Regions from separate parts of the Homo sapiens genome. Here region 2 is linked to region 1. Evidence: chromatin contacts called from ENCODE Hi-C or POLR2A ChIA-PET data. All regions are on one chromosome and are shown on one strand. The core of a region is the stretch at or near the end of the contact, and the rest is flanking DNA. Distances in the headings are between cores, read along the strand shown. Region 1 holds the start of LTV1 (LTV1 ribosome biogenesis factor). Region 2 holds the start of STX11 (syntaxin 11).

What was found. Hi-C counts contacts between places; a loop is a spot of excess contacts on that map. ChIA-PET counts read pairs that join two places held with the same protein, here RNA polymerase II (POLR2A). Pooled maps may share reads with other maps.
Region 2: a map of B cell shows a loop between it and region 1 (18-fold over the local background). The contact joins the promoter of STX11 here to the promoter of LTV1 in region 1. A Hi-C loop is called at or near these places in 4 of 168 maps with a recorded cell type or tissue (B cell, CD8-positive, alpha-beta T cell and naive thymus-derived CD4-positive, alpha-beta T cell), 11 of 37 single-sample maps with no recorded cell type and 11 of 50 pooled maps. POLR2A ChIA-PET finds 5 or more read pairs at or near these places in 1 of 52 experiments (activated CD4-positive, alpha-beta memory T cell).

What each region holds. Positions count from the first base shown.
Region 1 is chr6:143,842,021-143,844,720 of GRCh38, forward strand. LTV1 (LTV1 ribosome biogenesis factor) reads left to right here and starts at 1,318. Exons shown (of 11, transcript NM_032860.5): 1 at 1,318-1,460; 2 at 2,466-2,597. The coding sequence starts at 1,458. RefSeq lists enhancers at 1,122-1,171, 1,352-1,561, 1,752-1,821.
Region 2 is chr6:144,149,178-144,151,877 of GRCh38, forward strand. It overlaps STX11 (syntaxin 11), which reads left to right and starts at 1,340. Exons shown (of 2, transcript NM_003764.4): 1 at 1,340-1,526. RefSeq lists a silencer at 1,027-1,466.

The DNA of each region.
Region 1 (2,700 bases), core at 68-2,567:
CCCTTGGATCTTTTAATTCTATATAATGAATAATAACAACGAATCTCTGGCACATAGGAGTGCTATGTATTATCTCTGTTACAAAGCAATATCCTAAGACAAGTTTTATGGTCCTAACCTAAATTATTTCTATATATATATATTTTTGAGACAGAGTTTCGCTCTTGTCGCCCAGGCTGGAGTGCAATGGCATGATCTCAGCTCACTGCAACCTCTGCCTCCCGGGTTCAAGCTATTCTCCTGCCTCAACCTCCCAAGTAGTTGGGATTACAGGCACCTGCCATCACACCTGGCTAAGTTTTGTATTTTTAGTAGAGACGGGGTTTCACCACGTTGGCTAGTCTGGTCTTGAACTCCTGACCTCAGGTGATCCACCCGCTTCGGCCTCCCAAAGTGCTGGGATGACAGACATGAGCCACCGCGCCTGGCCTATTTCTATAATTTTTACTGTAATAAAAGAATAATACTCCACAAATACTTACAGTGATAATGCCTACGGCATAAAGACACAATCCAGGGTAAGCCATTCATTGAGAGGTCACCAGAAACTGGGAAGTTGGGGAAACAAATTTGAAAAAAAGGTCTGCTGATGAAAGTGACTGCATTTACCACACACTTTCGTCCAAGAAAAGCTATGTGAGTACGCCAACGCCGGCCTGAAATCTTCCTAAGAATGCGTGCTTATAGCCTATTTGTTTAAACAGGGGGAGAAAGTTAACATTCAAACACCAGAGATTCTGAATATATTTTATTAGTTCAAATGCCTCTACAGTTAACAGAGTCTCGGGGGTTTGGTTAACAGGGCAGATGAAAGCAGTTCATGAAACAGTGGAAAATATAACCTGATCAAGTCTGATGCAGTCTATAAAGGCAAGGCCCCAGCCTCCGTTGCTACGGCAACCGACTCCGCCCCCACCCGGAGAGGGAACCTGAAACTTGGCGACCCCAGCACCCCAGCGGGGTGGTCGCCTCCCTTCCGTGTCCGCGGCTTTGTTTTTTATGGTTGGGAATAGGTAAGGGACACAAGTCAAGGGGGATGCTAGATTCGTCCCCTCTGGTCTCCGTAGAGGGAGCTATAAAAGGTTCGTCCACAAGCAGAAACCCCTCTGTGGCGCCTCAACGTTAAGGACCCCCACGATTCCCTTTGCCCGGCGGGAGACTAAAGGCCGGAAAAGTACAGCCCGCCCAGGGGTGGGAGCCGAGCTAGCCCCACCTCCCGGTGGCTTCTCGCGATCGTGGAGACGCAGCGAGCCTATGTAACTTCCGGTCGCGACCCATCAGCTCCTCGGCGATTGGTCCGTTTCCACGGCCGGCTGGGTGACGTTATCGCCGGGTCCTGGGGCTGCACGTGTGGTGAGGCCTACAGAAGCGGCCTTCAGCTGGACCTTGGTCTCCCCGCCGGACTTCGAGGGTGTCATCGCCGCCCCTGTTGGGGGTGAGCGCCGCGCGGCTGCAGCATGGTGAGCAAGCCTTGCTTGTTTCGGCGGCCGAGCGCTGTGGTTTTGCAGAGGCCAGGCTGCTTCCGGTAATACCTTGGCTACTGCGGCCCGGGTCTGGGTCATGCCAGAGGCTGCTTGCGGCACGGTACCCCGAAATGGGCCAACGTCACCACCGTGGGCATTCTTTGCAAGTTACAGTCTCCCACCGCCGAGCCTCCCTGGGATGTGGCCCGGAGAGGAGAATGGCCTTTTTGTTTTATCCCTGGGAGCCTGCAGCCCTGCGTGATTTCGGTTAACTAAAAGCTGGTGACTGCCGACACAAACGCGCAACCCTGTGCTTCTTGGGGTCGAGCAGAGGGAGCTGCTGGTCTCCCTCAGCGTTGGAGTGGCAGGTGTCTGCCTGTCTGTTTCCTCTGAGAAAGGGAACTTGTGGGAGAGCATAAGGTTGGGCCCAAAGTAAAGCCACTTAATTGGTTTCCCAGTTTAGAGAATCAAAATTGAATAGCGAAGTAAGAATGTAGAAAGAGGTGATGGATCTTATTAAACTTTAGCTGTTTGTGTCGTGATTTTATTTACTGGTTGGTAGATGCTCTGTGTGGAGCTGTCTACTCCAGATTATGTTGTGGCAGGCTTCTTGTCATTCTAGTTCAGTCGGCCAGGGGCCTTCCCTGAGCAGCCAGTGTAAAGTAGCTTTTAAGGCATTTTCACGTCACTGTCTTATATTTTCTTCACCGGAAATTATCTTGATTTTCTTGCTAAGAACAGGGACTTTATCTGACTTTCCCACTTCTGTATTCTCAGTTCCCATAACAAGGTCTGGCACAAAGTAGGTGCTCAAGGAATGTTTGTTGAAGGAAGGTTAAGTATGGATTCTGCAGAACACAGCTGATGTTGCCTGCCCTAGAAGTGTAGATTTTTAAAAAGTATCTTTAACATGACTACTAAAGATGCATGTGTGGACTATGGAATTATTCTCCGTCTTTTTGTTCTGTTTTAATTAATTGTTGTGATTTTGTTCCTTTGAAGCCTCACAGGAAGAAAAAGCCCTTTATAGAGAAGAAGAAAGCTGTGTCTTTTCACTTGGTCCACCGGAGCCAACGAGATCCTTTAGCAGCAGATGAGAGTGCACCCCAGAGGGTTCTATTGCCCACACAAAAAGTAGGTCCTGTTCTTTAGCCAGTCAGTTTGTAGGTAGACAATAGTTTTTTTTTTCTTTTTTTTTTTTTAAATAAATAGAGTCTTAGCACGTTGCCCAGGCTGG
Region 2 (2,700 bases), core at 90-2,589, 310 kb after region 1:
GTACTATTTTGGAGGAAGTCACTGTGCACAGCCTAGGGTACATGATCTACATAAATTATTTGGAATTATTCTGTATAGGAGATTTGTCTCCTCTCCGCCTTTTATTTATTTATTCAATTATTTATTTATATCAGTGTAGACTCATGGATTTTTTTACTTTGGCTTGTAATCCAATACTACCTTGTTTAGTTTACTTCGTTGCTCAAATGGTTCCATCTTTGGCAACTGGGAGCTTTCAGGTGGTTCCTGTGTCTAAACATTCTGCCATCAAGGCAGGATTCGTTCTTTAGTTTTATTTTTTTTCTTCTCATTCAATTGAGACAGCGTCTCATTCTGTCGCCCAGGCTGGAGTACAGTGGCGCGATCTCGGCTCACTGCATCCTTGACCTCTCAGCCTCAAGTGATCCTCCCACCTTAGCCTCCCGAGCAGCTGGGATCACAGCGTGCGCCACCACGCCCAGTTAATTTTTTTATTTTTTGTAGAGATAGGCTTTCACCACATCGCTCAGGCTGGTCTCAAACTCCTGGGCTCAAGAGATCCTCCCCCTTCGGCCTCCCAAAGTGTTAGGAATACGCGCGTGAGCCACCGCGCCCGGCCCGATTTTTCCTTTTTTGAGTATCACTTCCTTACTTTTCAGCCTCAGCCTTGTTTTTCAAGGTGCTTTACCACCACCTGGCACAATCCACACTTTCTATTTATCCCTCCCCGTTAAAGTGCCGGGACCTGGAGGGTGGGTCTTGGCAGTATTTTTGAGCGCGGTGGGCACACAAGGGGACGCTCAGTTGATATCCAGAGAATGATGAGCCCGGCGGGTGTTGAGGCCGACTGGAGAGAGGTTGGTCGGCAGGGTTCTGGGAAGGCGGTGCTCGGCCTCCGTGTGACCGCAGGCTCCTCGCCCGCGTCCTCGAGGGTCCCAGGGATGCAGGACCTGCCGCAGCTTCCGCAGCCACACCCACGCTCAGAGACGGCTTCCAGCGTCCTCGCCGCGGCAACGCACCGGACTGCAAATGTCACCAGCGCAGCGGGGATTCCCGGGGGAAGTCCAGCGCGCTCCCTGCCCTGGGGACCAGAGGACGAGCGGAGGAAGTGTCTTGGGCGGCAAACATCCCACTCCCCGCGCCGGTCCGCGCAGCCCGCGGGAACGCCCCTGGGCTTGCGGGAGGGGCTGGAGCGCGTCCCCGGCTCCGGGCGGTCCCGAGCGCATGGACTCTGGGTGGGGCGGGAACCCGCGCTCTGTGAGCCGGCTGCCGCCGCGCCCCAGCGCTGTCATCCCGGGGCGGGGCCTGGTCCCCAGCTGTGGTCGCTTCCTAAGCGGCGGGGGCTGAGCCGGCGGCGCCCAGATGCGGCCGCGGCGGCGCGGAGCTCGGGCGGCCGTGGAGGAACTCAGCCTCGGCCGCAGGAGGCGCCGGGAGCGGAGCCGCCGGGAGTCGCGCAACAGGTTTCCTTCTCCATCGCTGCGCCCACAGGGGACGCGCGCCCTGCCGGGAGAGGGGCTTCTCGGTTCGCACTCTCGCTCCCAGTCCAGGTTTGTTTTTCTCTTCCTGAGCCCCCATTTCTCTTCCTGACTATTTTCCCCGTGCGCGGAGAGATCGGGGAGGGCGGGTCGGGGCGGGGGCACTGTCTAGGCTCGGGACCCGCGGCTGTGCCTTAGGTGGGATTTTGGATCTGGCGCAGGTCCTCACGCCGCCTCTGGGCACCTTCGGAAACACAGCATTGGGTTTCTCATATAAAGCAGAATGATTTTTTAAAATTACTTTTAATTTCAGAGGCTGAGGGACTTAGGATTTAGTGCTTCGTAAGAATTATTTTAGGGATACCTGTTGGTAGGCTGCCTTTATAAAGTGTCCACCCAAGACTACTTTTATTTTAAATCGAAAGGCTGGAGTGTTTTTTTATTATCACCTCTTCACTTCCTAGTAGGGTGACTGTGTCAAAAACACCAGAATGGGTACTTCTTGACTTGAACTTGGCGGTGTCACTCAGTAGCCAGGAAAGACGGAGAAATTGATAGAGCCTTCGAGGAGTCCCTTCGAAGCCCACGTAAGACTTTGTTTTAGAAACATGGAGAGAAGTAGTGGCAATGCCTGCGAGAGCCACGCCGTCCTGAGAGGGAATTCTGCCTTTTTCTAGACTCCGCTGACACCAGCTGAGATCTGTATTACTTCCTGTGGTTCTCACGCACTTGTTTCAGCCGTTTCTCAGCAGAGGGAGGAGCTGTTATTTACAGGTATCCAAAAATGAGTCACAGGGCTGCTCTCTTAATTGTGAGACTTTGTTAATGAACTTTTGAAAAGCGAGGCTTGCTTTAAAATGAGACTCTAGATGTGAAATGCCTGCCCTGCCAACCTGGGGCAGTGGTATGGGAAGTGACGATTGAGTTTTCAGTTTCCTAAGGCGCCTGATGTTACAACATGCCAGTAAAGGTCACTGGGCTGATCTAAGATAACCATTGAAATCATGTGCTTTGCCACAGATGCCCAAGAGAAAATTAATTTCATTATTCAATGACCATTTTGCTGTCATTTTCACTGCATGGGAGAAAGGTATCATTTAATGTGGTGATTGTAAGTAACTCTCTAAAATCAAAATATTTCAGACAGTTTGTGTTTACTAAATTGGTGCTAAAACCACATGATGATTTTTGAAGCGGGTGGGTCCCAGCGGGAGCAGAGAAATTTAAAAGTTGAAGCTGACAAGTC